Linked DNA regions of Homo sapiens: region 2 is linked to region 1. Evidence: chromatin loops called from intact Hi-C (ENCODE). Cell type or tissue: OCI-LY7. All regions are shown on one strand.

What was found. Hi-C counts contacts between places; a loop is a spot of excess contacts. Peaks named below come from ENCODE experiments on the same cell type or tissue, not always from the same donor. Only the 100,000 strongest peaks of a DNase experiment are listed, where the experiment ranks them.
Region 2: a loop joins it to region 1, with 17 times the contacts of the local background. A loop is called at or near these places in 2 of 110 quality-filtered maps.

Annotation. Positions count from the first base shown.
Region 1 is chr12:18,136,863-18,144,862 of GRCh38, forward strand. No RefSeq gene overlaps it. Among named protein-coding and RNA genes, the nearest start is that of RERGL, 51 kb to the left of the region's middle. In OCI-LY7, CTCF peaks have their summits at 3,324 (motif pointing right) and 3,527; DNase peaks (open chromatin) are centred at 2,589 and 3,319; H3K4me3 peaks cover 919 bases; H3K27ac peaks cover 1,624 bases.
Region 2 is chr12:19,283,849-19,291,848 of GRCh38, forward strand. It overlaps PLEKHA5 (pleckstrin homology domain containing A5), which reads left to right. Exons shown (of 32, transcript NM_001256470.2): 13 at 3,625-3,708; 14 at 6,829-6,948; 15 at 7,796-7,849. Among named protein-coding and RNA genes, the nearest start is that of AEBP2, 150 kb to the right of the region's middle. In OCI-LY7, CTCF peaks have their summits at 4,979 (motif pointing left) and 5,180; a DNase peak (open chromatin) is centred at 4,973.

The sequences.
Region 1 (8,000 bases):
TGCATAACCATATTCTGTAACAAGTAATTGAACACATTTGTGTTATAATTGTCCAGCACTAGTTTTAAACCTGACCATTAAACAGTCATAACTGTATTATGTGAGGTCTTTGCTACCATTAACAGATTATAATTTTGTTCTTTGAAAGGGTAGCTTGATTTTAAGAGTAGTTGTCCTGAGAGAACTAATTTTTTTACTTCTTAAACAAGTATTGGGATTTTCCTATGCTAAGAAATAACAGATCCTCTCTTAAATATGAAAGATGACTTGAACGACCCATTTGTAAATGTTAGTGTTCAACCATAAAATACTTTCATTTGCAAGAGCTCAGACAGCTGCCCCCTGACTAATCAAACTTAGTTGTTGTACAACTGAATATGCTAATTTTTTATTTTTTCATGTTGATTTTCATAGTAACACTCCATAAATATCATGTTTTTACTTTAGGGCCTTTTACACTAACAGGGACTACGAGAGGGTTAATTTGGTTTTGTTAAAATAAGTAGACCTTACCTAATAGGACTTACTCCAGTCTAAAATTTTCTATTACCTAATTTCCTTTTAACCTCATTTATGGGCCTAATTATCAGAAAAAATATACACATAAAAAAATTTAGTGCAGCCTAAATTTAGTGCAGCTGCCTTAAATTATATTTGGATCAATATGAAAAAGCCACAAGAGAAAAAAAAAGATGGCCCTATGATGACAATAAAGATGGTTTCAGTGTTTGTTCATATTTATTATTTTGAAAACTTGGGGTCATTTAATTAAGTCACCTTATCTTTTGCCTTAAATTCTTAAAAAGACAGCCATATTAATTCAGCCAAAGAATTACTTTGGAATTTTAAAAGTCTATTGATTTGTTTTCTTCTAAAATCTCTTCAATGAAATCTATCCTTGGAGAATTCTATAAAAAGAACAAAAGATGTCTTTGCAGTCTTGGCTCTTTCAGACACTTGGCAGTTTAATGACTCATTGTACTTATAAATGTCTCTGATTAAGCCCTTTTATTTTTATTCTGTAATTTAATTTATAACACTACATTTCACACAAAATTTTCTCATCCCTGCTACTTGATTTACCACTAAGTGTCCACTTATGCAGCGGACAGTCTCAAAAACATCAGATATGTTTTCTCTACTTGACCTCTGATAATCTTGTATAATACATCTGTTCTTTCAAATGAACAGTGACGTGATTTTTTTGCATATAAGATATATTTAATATGGTGTATGAAATCATTTAAGTAAAAATCAAACTTCAGTTGCAGATACAGTGATATTGATAAATATTACTAAAGAATGAAAGTAAATATTAATTGTATCCCTTAAACACAATTTTATTTGGATCTTGTAGAGTGACGTAACATTGACATGGCTGGTTTGTTTACTGGGGCATTAAAGTTTCCCAAAGCTTAGTTTGTTATAGCAGATCAGAAAATGTTGAAATATGATTTTATATAGTATTCTTTTTACTGAGTGTTCAAATATGACTTTGCACTAAAGCACAAGTTGCAATAGATATGAAATTATGACACAAATTGCCAGACCAAAATATAATTTTCCAAAGAATAGCTATGACACTTGGTTCGAAGACCAGTCTGTTCACCTATAGGTGAACCCCCTCACCTATTCTGAGAAAATAAAATAATCAAAGCAATTTCACAAAGAAGTTTTCTTTGGTGAGGGCTTTTGCTTCACCTTTGAATTGGGTGTATGACTCCTACCTGGAAAATCTAGAGAACAAGGAATGTTTCAGTGGCAGATCCAAGGAATACCATTGCCATGGGATAGTTCTGCACCCTAGGAGTTTTCAGACGTGTTACATAAATGTTTCCCAGGGATGACAGTCTTGCATACTGGGGAGCAGAAGGAAGCTGGAGCTGTGACTCTTGATACCTAGGGGCTGAGGAATGGGTCACAAATCATCAGCCACATCAGGCAATTTCAGGGGAGAGGGACCCAGCAGATATCCCTCCTGAAGGCCCGGAAAGAGTTCTCTTTAACTATCTGCCAGACCCCAGAAGCTAGAAAGAATCTACAAATGAAGATTATTACCCCATTACTTTCCCTCTCCTCCCTCCCTCTATGCTGAATGTGATGGAAGACAGAATTGAAGCTAACTGTGGTGAATCCACCTGAAACAAAATATATTACAAGATTTCCATAATTATCATATTAGTACAAATTCATTTTAATCAATGTCAGGGCTCGGACTTAACTGGAGAACTGGAGCTTCAAATCAAAGGAATAGTAATTTGCTTTTCATAAGATTTTTGATTCAACAGCCATTGACTATTAGCTTTTGAAAAGGAATACTATGTCTTACATGTTTGTTCTTTCCCTGATTATGCCTAACATGAAATAGATTCACCTTTAAATGTTTGGTAACTGATCCACTTGTGGAGGCAAAATGTGGTTTAGAATAATTAAACATTCAAAATGGTAAAAGTTAATATTTCTAGTTATATACATGCTACGAGGGAGGTTATTATTTTCTCCAGTATCAGAAAAGGAAATAAATGCTGAGAAACTTTCATTTCCCCAAAACACATTTCTGGCAGAGCTAGAAGTGAACGTTAGCTTGACTGACTTCAAAGGCTACCCCTTTTCCACCACATTGCATCAGCCATAGTGAGCCAAATTAATTAACTTACAAACCTACATATGCACTAATGTAGCGAATTAGAACAAAATCAAGCTGATCATATAACATCCAGCTAGGTCCCCTTACAATATCTTTGATAAAACACAAAACCAAACACCAGTATCTCTCGGAGCTTACCCATTTGATTGGTTTAAACAAAACTGTGTTTTAATTTGTGTGGTTTGTTACAAAACCAAGAAAATTCTGGAACTAATTTGTCTTAAAATATTTATAACAGATAGAATCCATTCATTCACATCTATATTCACTGATTCATTAAGTATTTGTTAGGTCAGCTATGTGCCCGGCACTGTTCTTTTCTCTAGAATTCAGCTGTGAACAAGATAAAAATTCCTCTTTTCATGTAACTTACATTTTTATGGGAGAGGCAGACAATAATCATAAATAAATGAACAAGCAAATAAGATTTGTAAGTGGAATTCAACTTACTAAATAAAAGCCTTCCATTTAATAGATATTTTCAAAAACAGAATATCATAATTAAATAAGTTCTAAAGCAGTTGTTCATTATATAAGCGTTAAAAAATGTTGATTCATTGGTTTTATATATATTTGATCTTACTGAGAGAAAAGTACTAAAAGATAGTGCCTTCATGTTATTCATGGATACTAACTCAATATTCTTAGCAGCAATATCTTAAAAGACCACAAGATGGTGACATTACTCTATACATACAAATCTTTAACTCAAATGTTAAAAACCTTCAGTTTTTCCAAAGCAAAACCTAAAGTTTTTACTATTCTGAAAACAAACAAAGGATTTCAAAAGCAACTGTTGCAATCATGTTAAATAGTGATTTTCCTATTTATATTTTTTAAAATCTATGAGCTGTTTTAAAACAGCACTATGACTAAGTCAATCAACCAGAGATTTGGCAAGCATTAAGGTTTCACTCTTAAAATTTGCTACCCAAATTATGGTGGCTTGTCTGTTACATTCACACACAAAATTTTTTCTCATTGTGTATTTGCCTCTTTTTTGGACTTCCTTTGGTTGTCCTTGATAACAAATTGTAGAGTGGTTGAGTATATATCAAAATAACAAAATATTTTCACATCAAAAGAGATTATTACATTGATGGTTTCTGTTTATATTAAATAAATTACTTGTTTCAGGACGATATTTATAATTGTCAACAGCTAAGAATTCCAACTAGCAAAACATTCCAAAATAATTAAATATGTCTCCTCATTACATCGGATGTGTTCTTTTGTCTATTGACTTGCCTGCATCAACTCCGCATCCGACTTCACTCCTTACCTTCACCTCTGAATCACAGAAGAATCCCTTTCCAAGATGGTCCTAGGTCAAAATCTGACAATGGGAGGATCTCAGTTGAGATCTGAGAAGAAAAGACGGAAGGCTTTTTTTCTGATGACAGTTGCAAACAAGGGATATGGCTAAGTAGCAAATGGGAGGTTTGCAGCAATATCCAAAACAATTTCTGTAAATCATGCATCTCAGTGCTTACGGGCACCTGGGATCTGCAGGTTTTCCCAAGATTGTTCAAGGTAATAACATTTTGTATGGGGGTTCTGCAAATTTCACATTTGAGGGTTGTAGGCAGCTGAAAACATGGCCTGCAATGTAATTTTTATAGCCTCTAGCAGCAATTTTTCTGACCTTTACTCCCCAGTCCAGTTCAATGGATGCACAAACCTCTAATTTCCTGTGTTACAGCCAATACTTCTTGGAATACATAAAGTGCATCTGCTTTCTGCATTTAACTCAGACTAATATACCACCATAAATTCCAAAGAAGTAAAATGAGAACAGACCATGTGAAACTGTTTCTATGTTTAAATTACCAAACTTAAGTGCATACGATGACATAACAATTTCAGAAGTATAGTTCTAATAATAATCCCAACCAACCCTTCTGTCAAAAACAAGCAAGGGACACAGATCCATAGTGACTGTGAATTCCTGCTGGCAATTTTGCAAGAGAGCTTTTCTTGATGATAAGGAGTGTTCCTTAGACTCTTAGGCTTGTTTCCTGGGAGTTGCCTCCCAGTCCTTATTCTTTTGATTTTATTCTCTGGATATTGTGGGTTTTTTGTTTTGTTTTGTTTTTTTCTCCTCAGCTACATCTGAAGAGCAATGCCTCTTGTGAGCAGACACGTAGGAAACTTAGGCCATTATACATCTTGAAGAGACACTCTTAATTCGGGCTGGTTGTGCTTGGCAGTATAATCCTCTCAAACATTATTGAACTTTTGTCCATTTTATTTGTCTAAGTGTTGGAAATGTGCCAAGAGAAACACCCACAATTATTTTCATGACAAGGCTCTGTCTAAAGTCATCAGGCTTTCTTGGGTGAGCCAAACTCTTAGTCATTTTGCTTTGAGCTATTTTCCTCAACTGACACATTTACTAGGATCACGTTGATCCATTTAGTGTTTTTAATAAAGGGCATTATGAACACACCTTGAATTGAATTTTGTTTGTAGATTGAAATTTAATCAGCCTTTGTTGCTCAGAGTATTTTTAAATGAATCTTTAACTGATTAGGTATGCAGAGTTGTATCTTTCAATATTGCAAGATTATCTCTAATAAATTGCATTTTCCAATTATTCAATGCTAAAGTATGAAAATACAGCAAACTTTTATATTGTCTGGTATCCATAAACTTTGATATACTGTCTTTCAATTATAATTATCACCTTTAGAGTCTACATACAAAGGTATATTGTTTTTATTATTGAATATATTATTTTGTTTAATACTTACAACTCTGTATTTTTTATTTACTTTTTTGTCTTATTTTACTGGCCAGGACACTCAGTACAATGATGAATGAAAATCATGTAGTCTTCATTTATTCAATATGTTACAGACAAAACTATCAATGTGTCAACATTAGATATGAGACTGGCAATAGGTTTTCACATAAACATTTTATAAAGAAAGTTTCTCTCCACTCCTAGTTAAAACAAAAAAAAATTTGATTGCCCAATATAAACCCAACTTTCTCATTTATATATTATGCTTTTAAACATAGTATGATGAGAGTTTTTAAAAATATTTTGTGTAAAATATTTGCATTTCTGTTTTAAAGAAAAGGAGCCTATGATGTTTACTTCTTGAAAAGTCATTGTCAGGATATTGTACCAAGGTTTTGCTGCTCTCATTAATGAGTTTAAAAGCTGTCCCTCTTTTTCTACTCTATGAAAGTCTTTAAGTTTGATACATTTTTTTCCTTAAATATTCAGTGCAATTCACTGGAAATGTCTTGAAATTTTTGAATTTGAAGATCTCACATTATGGTTTCATTCTGTAACAGTTTTTAAATCAAGATTTTCCCAACTCTTTTTATTTCTGTTTTGGTTAAGTTCTATATTTAAATAAATGTGCATATTTTATCTAAATTTCCGAATTTATTAACCTATACTTGTTCATACAATTCTCTTTATAAATGAATAATATTTGGTGATGTCTCCTTTTATGCTCTTGATGTTAATTTAAAAATGTTTTCTTTTCTCTCTTTTTCCAGATCTAGTGATCTGGAGGCTTATTAAGTTTTAGTGCCTTTTTTTGAACCAAACTTTGCCTTATTTAATGTTTACTAGTTTGTGTTGTCTATTTCATTAATTTAATTCATTAATAATTTTCTCAATTTATTCACTTACTTCCACTAATTTATTCTCTTACCTTTATTATTTTTCTTCTTTTGTTTTCTTTGATTATATTTTGCTGTTAATTTAGATTACTGATCTTCAGGTTTTCCTCTTTTCAAATATTTCTATTTTAGCTATATATTTCTAAAAGAAAGGAGTCAGAGAAAAAAGAGCTGTCAAAAATTAAGAGTGATGAACTACGTAATAATGCTAAAGAGGTCAAGTAAAATAGTAAGAACTATTCAATGCACTTGATATTAAAAATTAAATTGCTGTGTATTCAGAAATATTTTAATGAGATAACTGATAATTCTATTATTGCTTCATCCATGATTAAATTCATGCCTTTTCTAGCAATCAAGCCTTGGCCCTAGATGGAAAATTCCATAAGGTTATCAGTGGCCTCATTCAAAGCAAACCCTTGTCTCGTTAATGTTTGTTATCACCATATTTCTACTTTGTTTGCACCAAATTGTTTCTTCATAGAATTTTGTGGTATAGAAAAGTAAATCAATATAATTTTCTGAGCATGTTGGGAATATTCTCAATAAAGCAACTCTAAATATATTCAGACTTTTTAAGTAAAAAATTTTATTTCTATGAATTAAAAATTCAGAATTATCTGTAATAGTTTATGCATGGGAATATTTATTCACTATGTTAAATCAAATTTCTAAACATATTAGAGCTTAAAAGGCAATAATGTCATATTAACAATTAAAATCTAGATGAATATTCAGGTGATATGTAAAAATTGTATAATGACCTATTGCTATGATCTGAATGTGTCCGCTAAAATTCATATGTTGAAATTTGATTGCCAATGTAATGGCAAATAAGTGAGGCCTTTAGGAGGTAGTTAAATCATGAGGAAAGTGTAATCATAGACGGAATTAAGGATCTTATTTAAAAATGTGAGGAAGTGGGTTTGCTCTCTTTTGCTCTTCTGCCATGCAGTGACAGAATGTTCATCCACTTTTGCCCTTTCCAGCCCTTTCAAACTGTATTTCTTACAGTTTCATATTAAGGGGGAAAAATCTTCATTTTCTTATGTCTTGCACATGTTCACAAGACATGTATAAACATATTTATCCCTTCCTTGTTGATAATAAAAGTGAGAAAGCAAGAAAAAAACACCAAAATTCTCACAAATAGAACAAAAAAATGCTAAAACTTACTAAAATATTTTACAGCTGCAAAAGAATTTTATGCAAACATTTAACAAGTATTTATTGATGTGCTATTGTGTGCTAGGTATTCTAAGTGCTGAGGACAATTAACAAAACATACACAATTTCTGGATTCTTATAATCTGTTATAGTAAGGGAATATACACTATATGAATAAAATAATTGATCTGTTTATTTTTAAATGATACACAATGTAGAGAAACAAAAAAGAATGAAAAGAAGTACAGACTATTCTTACAATCTATGTTATAGTAAGGGAATATAGACTATATGAAAAAAAGAATAATCTATCTTTTTTTTCTTAATGACACACAATGTAGAGAAACAGTAAAGAATGAAAGAGGTACAGAGTCGTGGGGCAGAGGTAGTGGAGGTGGCTAAATTAGAGTCCCGTATTAAACCTTCACTTCAATATTGGATCACAGAAACAAATTACATAAAGTTAAATAGTCTAATAATATTTATATAAAATTTTTAGCTTGCAATATTACACATATTTACAGAACATCTATGCAAAGGAAAC
Region 2 (8,000 bases), 1.1 Mb after region 1:
GTAAGCAAGGCAGCTCTTTTTTGTTTTAAAAAATAAATAAAAATATTTTACAACATTAAGATCTCATGTATAAAAAATACCTAATTGCAACACTTCATCTCTCAGGAACACAGGAGCAGTTCTTTTGAGCAGATGCATTCTGTTTTCTCTGCTTGATACCATATCTCATCAGTTCTCCGTGTAGCTTAACACCACATGCATTTTTCTGTTGTTTTTGTTGTTGTTGTTGTTTTGTTTTGAGATGGAGTCTCTCTCTGTTGCCCAGGCTGGAATGCAGAGGCATAATCTCAGCTCACTGCAACCTCTGCCTCCCGGGCTCAAGCGATTCTCCTTCCTCAGCCTCCCGAGTAGCTGGGATTACAGACATGCGCCACCACACCTGGCTAATTTTTGTATTTTTAGTAGAGATGTGGTTTCACCGTGATGCCCAGGCTGGTCTTGAACTCCTGATCTCAAGTGACCCACTGGCCTCAGCCTCCCAAAGTGCTGAGATTGCAGGTGTGAGCCACTGTGCCTGGCCTAGACCACATTCATTTTTATTGGCTTTTTACACACTTGGAAATTCTACACCTACTGTCTTCTGGCATACCTGAAATTTTGTATCAAGCTCATCCTGTTGTTCATGAGGATAAAAGTGTTAACTTTATCTTCTAACCAATGAATATATGGCATATTGAGATAACTCCTTAAACACTCGATTTAATATTGTAGCTTAATGGTATGTATACATTTTAAAAATGGAGATCATGTTTTACTTTGTATATTAAGTTGGTTTAAGCATTGCTTAGTATAGATTATTTGAAGTGAATTCAAAGTGCTTTGTATCAATCAGCTTTTCATAATGCTAAAGCAGTGGCTTTGATTAGTCAGCTAGTACACAACCAGTTCCCTAATGTCTATCCTAAAGTGCTTTTTTTTTCATACTGAAGAGTTCTTTGACCGGACATAGTGGCTCACACCTGTATTCCCAACACTTTGGGGAGCCAAGGCCATAGGATCACTTGAACATGGAAGGTTGAGGCTGTAGTAAGCTGTGATTGCACCACTGCACCCAAGCCTGGGAGACAGAGCAGGACTCTGACTCAAAAAATAGTAATAATAAGTTATTGCTTTATACTGTTTTAAAATGCTCTTTTCTTATCCTTGTGACAAGCTGATTTCTTCAGCTGCGTTATTACCTAAGCATTTGCTTGATATTTCCATAAATAAGCATTTGTTAAGATTAATAGATTAATCAGGAATTTTCCTTTGAAGAAAGTTTTAATTTGCCTCACAACAAAAGGCTCACTTTGAACTCCATCGTAACAAAGTTCAGTGTTTCCTCACTTTTTCCAAAGACTAAATCATGATTGATAAAAATAGTAACAATATATAAGAAAAATCTGATCTAATACAACTTAATGTGTATGGTCTAACAATTGGCTCTAAATTACATGCTCTCATGGTTAATAGTATTTTTCATGTTCTTGGCCAGAATATATCATCTGTTTCGACAGCAAATATGAGATGAATCTATATTCTCTATCCAATTCTCAACTGTCTGCTACTGCTACTCCCAAAAGACTTCTCCAAAATTGCCAAATTTTTCTTTCAAACTATCCTATCCTCTTCCTTGATCTAGATCAGTGGTTCTTAAAGTGTAGTTCATGGACCCCTGTGGGGGTTCCCTCCCATGACCGTTTCAGGGAGTCAAAACTATTTTTATGATCATAATAAGGCATTATTCATTGTGTTCCTATTTGCTCTAGTAGTGCAGAAGCGATGGTGAGTAAAATTTCTGGCACCTTAGCATAAATCAAGGCAGTGGATCCAGACTATGCTAGTGGTCATTGTAGCCCTCCCTGCCACACACTTGAAGTAAAAAATAAAGTATCAGGTTCACTTATAAATCTCATTCATGAAACAGTAGAAAATAATTTTATTGAACCTTAACATTTTGTTACATATTCTTTTACTATTACTTGTGATGAAATGGTAAATGCATAAAGCATTTCTATGGCATACCAAAGTGCTAACCGTTGTCTCACAGTAAAACACATGATGGAGTTGCAAGCTGAATTAGTTCCTTTTATTGTGAAACATATTTTTACTTGAACAAAAGACAACTGTCAATATTCAGACGTGGTATTTGATAGACACACTTTCTCAAAGTGAATGCTATCCTGTCACTTCAAGGAAAACAACTGACAGTATTTGTTACTGATAACAACGTTTGAGTTTTCAAGCAAAAAATAGAATTTTGAAAATCATGTATCTGCCACCCTGAACTTGACAGCTTTCCGGTGCTTAAAGATTGGCGGTGATATTAACAGTTGTGATGTTTTTATATTGTATACTGACATATGTCAATATTTAGAACATTGCATAACTCACTGAACCAATATTTTCCAGATGACCAGTGTTTGATGTCACAAGATTCATTTAAAGTACAAATAGACCAAGTGGATATTAATGTAACAGAGTATCAAAAGTTCATTGATAAGGTTTCAGATATCACTTTGTAACTAACCTTTAAAAAATATCAGTTTTTTGAGCTATAGCGCAGTGTCAAAGATGAACATCTATAATTATCAAGAAAAACTATTAAAATTCTCTCCTTTTTTCCAACTATATATATTGAGGGTAGATTTTCTTCACATACTTCCACTAAAAGAGATTATCACAACAGATTAAATACAGAAACAGATACAAGAATCCAGCCAGACATTAAAGATTTGCAAAACTGTAAAACAATGCCACTCTTGCCACTAAATTTTCTTTTTAAGAATATAAAGGGATCCTGAGGTCAAAGAGTTTTTGAGAACCTCTAAACCAGATTTTAGAATTACTCTGTTCAGGCCGGGCAAGTGGCTCAAGCCTGTAATCCTAGCACTTTGGGAGGCCGAGGTAGGTGGATTGCTTGAGGCCAGGAGTTCGAGACCAGCCTGGCCAACATGGTGAAACCCCGTCTCTACTAAAAATACAAAAATTAGTCAGACGTGGTGGCATGCGCCTGTAATCCCAGCTACTTGAGAGGCTGCGGTAGGAGGATCTCTTGAACCCAGGAGGTGGAGGTTGCAGTGAGCTGAGATCTTGCCATACACTCCAGGCTGGGCAACAGAGTGAGACTCTGCTTCAAAAAACAAAAAAAAAAAGAATTACTCTGCTCATCCACATCATTATTTTTTTAGATGGAGCCTCGCTCTGTTGCCCAGGCTGGAGTGCAGTGGTGCTATCTCGGCTCACTGCAACCTCTGCCTCCCGGGGTCAAGCACTTGTCCCACGTCAGCCTTCCGAGTAGCTAGGATTACAGGCCCACGCCACCACACCTGGCTAATTTTTTATACTTTTAGTAGAGAAAGGACAGGGTTTCACCATGTTGGCTAGGCTGGTCTCGAACTCCTGACCTCAAGTGATCTGTCCACCCTGGCCTTTCAAAGTGTTGGGATTACAGGCGTGAGCCACCGCACCCAGCCCCACATCAGTATTTTATGTCAAGAAATGTTAGTCTCTATCATCTTTCATAAGCACTAATAGCAATTTTAAATGGTATTTCATAATAGGAATTTAAGATTTCTCCTTGCTGACATTGATAAGAAAAAAAAAACTTTACCACAGAATTACATTGTGCCTTTACTTTCCTAGCATGTCTATGTGCCTGACAGAAGGTCAGTGCCAGCTGGCCTGACTTTACAGTCTGTTAGTCCCCAGAGCCTCCAAGGGAAAACGGTGAGTAATATCTTTATTTACCATACCATGTTTTATTTATGTGCTGCACAGGAAGGTACATATCTAACATAATTTTTAAGTTTGAATTTTCAGAGGTTCTCCCAAAGAAAAAACATTACTGCTTTTGTGCAAGAGATGCTCATCAGAATTTGAAATCATGTAGCCATTTCAGTGTTTTAGTGGATACCTTTTCCTAAGTGTCTGACTGGCCAAATAAAAGATTATATTTTGAAACTTTATGGCCGGGCACGGTGGCTCATGCCTGTAATCCCAGCACTTTGGGAGGCCAAGGCAGGCGGATCGCTTGAGGTCAGGAGTTCAAGACCAGCCTGGCCAACATGTTGAAACCCCATCTCTACTAAAAATACAAAATTAGCCGGGCATGGTGGTGCGTGCCTGTAATCCCAGCTACTTGGGAGGCTGAGGCAGGAGAATCACTTGAACCCAGGAGGTGGAGTTTGCAGTGAGCCGAGATCCTGCCATTGCACTCCAGCCTGGGCAACAGAGCAAGACTCTGTCTCAAAAAAAAAAAAAAAAAAAAGAAACTTTATTGTATGAACTAGGTGGGTTTCTTTACTTTCATTCCCTTATCCTTAAAACAGAAGTTGCAGTAATTCATTAGTGAACAAATCCAGCAAGCAGTTATTTGTAGTCAAACTACCAGCGTATTAAGTTTTTCGTGTGAATTTTTAGATTAACTTCTTTAGAGCTGTTTGTAAAATAAACTGATTTACATATCAGCAGAAAAAGACTGTAACAAGCGTTCGATCAAAGCAAGTATTTACCATTACCATTTCATTGTCAGTGTTATGTTAATTGGAAAGGAGTTACATTAGCAGGACACTTCTTCTAGTTAAAGAGAAAAGATGACTTTTCCTCACTTCAGTTTATTTTAATGGTATTCTTTTATCAGGGGCACTGGCTTTATTGTCAGTAGATAACCTCAGTTTCTGTAAAGATGTGATTTTAGCACCTGTGTGTATAGTTGTTCATTATTTAAAATTCTCTTCCTGCAGTAATCAAATTCATCTTATGTGTTTTGTAAAAACATTGTTTTATTTTATCTTTTACACATTTAGATAAAATGAAATATTTCCTTGCTTTAAGCTTCCTGCAGTTTATTTGCCAAAGATTATTTGATTAAGACTAAGGACTTTTAAATGTGGGAATCTTAAAACATTAGATTGTTGGCCTGACAAATAGTCATTAATCATAGAGTAAATGCTAAATAGCATACCACAAATGTTTCTCTTCTGCCTTGCTCCCTCTAGTGGATATTTAGCCAAAATTTATTTACCACCACCTACTTTCTTTGGTCAAATGTGCCTCTTTATTTGGCCTCAAAATCTAAATAAAGTTATTGGTATCTTTCATCCTTTTGAAAATCTCTTAGTCTGTTTAGCTCCATAAATAATAAACCAGAGTTTCAGTATTCCTTGCGGTATCACTCTGGGTTCTTAGAATATCTAAATCCCTTTGCCCATCTTACCTTCTCCCTGGCAAGACCTCAAGTGTTGGAGATGATGATCATAAAACAAGGACTATCCTAGCATCATGAGGTCACGAGATAGGATTGGCATCAGAGCAAAAGCAACTGTTCTTTTTCTCTTACATGGTTTATTTAAATCTCATACACCAAATATTCTTTGACCATTTAATATACAGTAAAAAACTGTTGTCTCACCTGTGGATACCCAGTTTTATCTAAGGAATCCAATAGTAACTTCTGCTAACACTTTTTCTTCTGAAGGCAATAATTTTTAATATGATTTTGGATAATGGTTAAAAATGATTTCTGTTTTTGAAAAGAATTGTCAGAAAATAAAGAGCAATAGCAAATAAACAGAACGGAAGAGAGTTAATGCAATGCTGTCGTGTAGGCAAAACAAACCAATCTTGGGAATACTTTTTAGCCTGGAATTTTTAAGAGTACATTGCAGCACTCCAGTGAGGAAAGCCTGTAGCCTGCTTTCAGTTGTTAATCATAACAAAGCTCAGAGAAATACCAAGTAATATTTTATGGGCTATAAGAATGCCAATGATCATACTTTACTGTATTTCTAAGAAAAGTATATTAAATTGGCCCATTAAGGAATTTCATCCACTGTTGAAAATTTATTTTCCTTTGGATCACAGTCACCAATCAGGAACCAAAAAAAGGTTCTCTTCTTTTCCCAGAGTGAAGAAGGAGGGTTTATGTGCCCATGGAAACTCTCTTTTTCTTAAAAAATAAAACTGATCTTTTGGTCATAAAAAATGCTATATGAAAGCACTAACAGTGACATTTCAGAGTATAACTGGGAAGCAATTAATAGAACCCAGATCCCAAATTTAATAATGTGAAGATATCCAAGTTTTATTTTATTTTATTTTATTTTTATTTATTTTTTTATTTATTTATTTTGAGATGGAGTCTCGCCGTGTCGCCCAGGTTGGAATGCAATGGCGTGATCTCGGCTCACTGCAAACTCCACCTCCTGGATTCAAGCGATTCTCCTGCCTCAGCCTCCCGAGTAGCTGGGATTACAGTTGCGTGCCACCATGCCTGGCTAATTTTTCTTTAATCTTTAGTAGAGGCAGGGCTCAGGCTGGTCTCGAACTTCTGACCTTGTGATCCGCCTCCCTCAGCCTCCCAAAGTGCTGGGATTACAGGCGTGAGCCACTGTGCCCGGACTACATTTATTTTAATTATTTTATGTAGTTCTGTTAGAAAGTTGGACATGCAGGTATTTGTACTATTGCTGGGAAAAGGTGTAATTTTTTTAGATATCTTAGTAAAATATCTTTTAATAATTTTTTAGTAGCACTTATGTACAAACCTTTATAATGTTTTTTTGGCATTGTGCTTTTTTGTACTTAACATTTAAATGTTCTCATGAGTTCTGAGAAAATGCCTTAATTTACTGTTGTTTTGCTGTATCTTTTAAAGTAACACTGTTCCTTCTATTTCTCTAGATATCTATGCATTTATGTAGGACCTATCATCATAGTGCCTAGGCACTATGTTTGATGTCAACCATAAGAGGAAACTTGCCAAGAAATCTTGGTTTAATATCTGTCACTTAAGACAACAATTAATCTGTTTTCCACTGTTTGGATTCTTAAATTGTACTCCTTCAGCCAGAGGAGCTTACGCTGCTGCTAATAAAGCTGAGACGGCAGCAAGCCGAACTGAGTAGTATCCGGGAGCATACGTTAGCACAGCTCATGCAGCTAAAGCTTGAGGCCCACAGCCCAAAGGTCAGCTATGGAGAGATTTGTCTGTGTCGTCTGCCATCATCTCTTATTTTGAAACACTCATCAGTCAATATGATCAGCATCATTAGTGTTGAGCATGAGCCCATACCATCATTATAGTGACAACATTAGAATCTCCTATTAACCCTTTGAGAATTCAACTTATTTATACATTACTGAAAGAAAATACAGGTAGGGTGCATTTCTTCTTAGCCTTCTACCCCACCCGCTCACCCACTGGCTTTTGGTTTTGAGGAAGGCAATGCGTACAATACTTCATGTACGCATTAACTTCATGTTGTTACTCACTGAATACTGTGACTTCCATATCTGGTAAAACAAATATTGAGAAGTCCTATAATTTCCAATAAAACAATAAATTAAAAATTCATTATAGCTTTAATAATACTGCCTTTTAAATGTTAAAAATTAATTTTAAAATGTCTTATTTTTAATGAAAAGAACGAACACATAACCGTTTCTCAAAGGGTTTATAGCTCTGGTTATATAAGAAAGATCTTATTTAAAGAAGTAGTACTATATTAGAGGAAATAATTGACATGTAAAAGTTCTAACAGTCAGTTTGCTAAAGCTATTTTAAGGAATTTTTCTGCTTAATAGTTCATTGTTCATATGCATGTCTACGTAATTTCTTACAAAACAAAATATAATTTTGTAATTTAATATGTCAGCGGTACCATTTACAGGGGAGCATGTGCGTGAAAGTTGTCGTGTACTGTGATATAATAGGTTGTAGTAAATTACCTGTTTTTCTTATTCCAAAATTGACCTTTTCTTGAATTCCACATCCTCTTTCTCTGTCCCTTTTTTCTTAATTGGTGCCTACTAGAATGAAATTCTTTCACATCATCTCCAAAGGAACACCATATATTTGGATCATCAGGTGGGATTCATAGAGATTTTCTTACTTTTAATACTTAATAGAACTTCTTAAATATAATACAGTTTTTCAGGCTTCTCAGCTATTTCAGTCACGTTGAATTAATAACATGACTTTTACAAGTGATAGAATATGAAATCTCTGACCAGGTGGA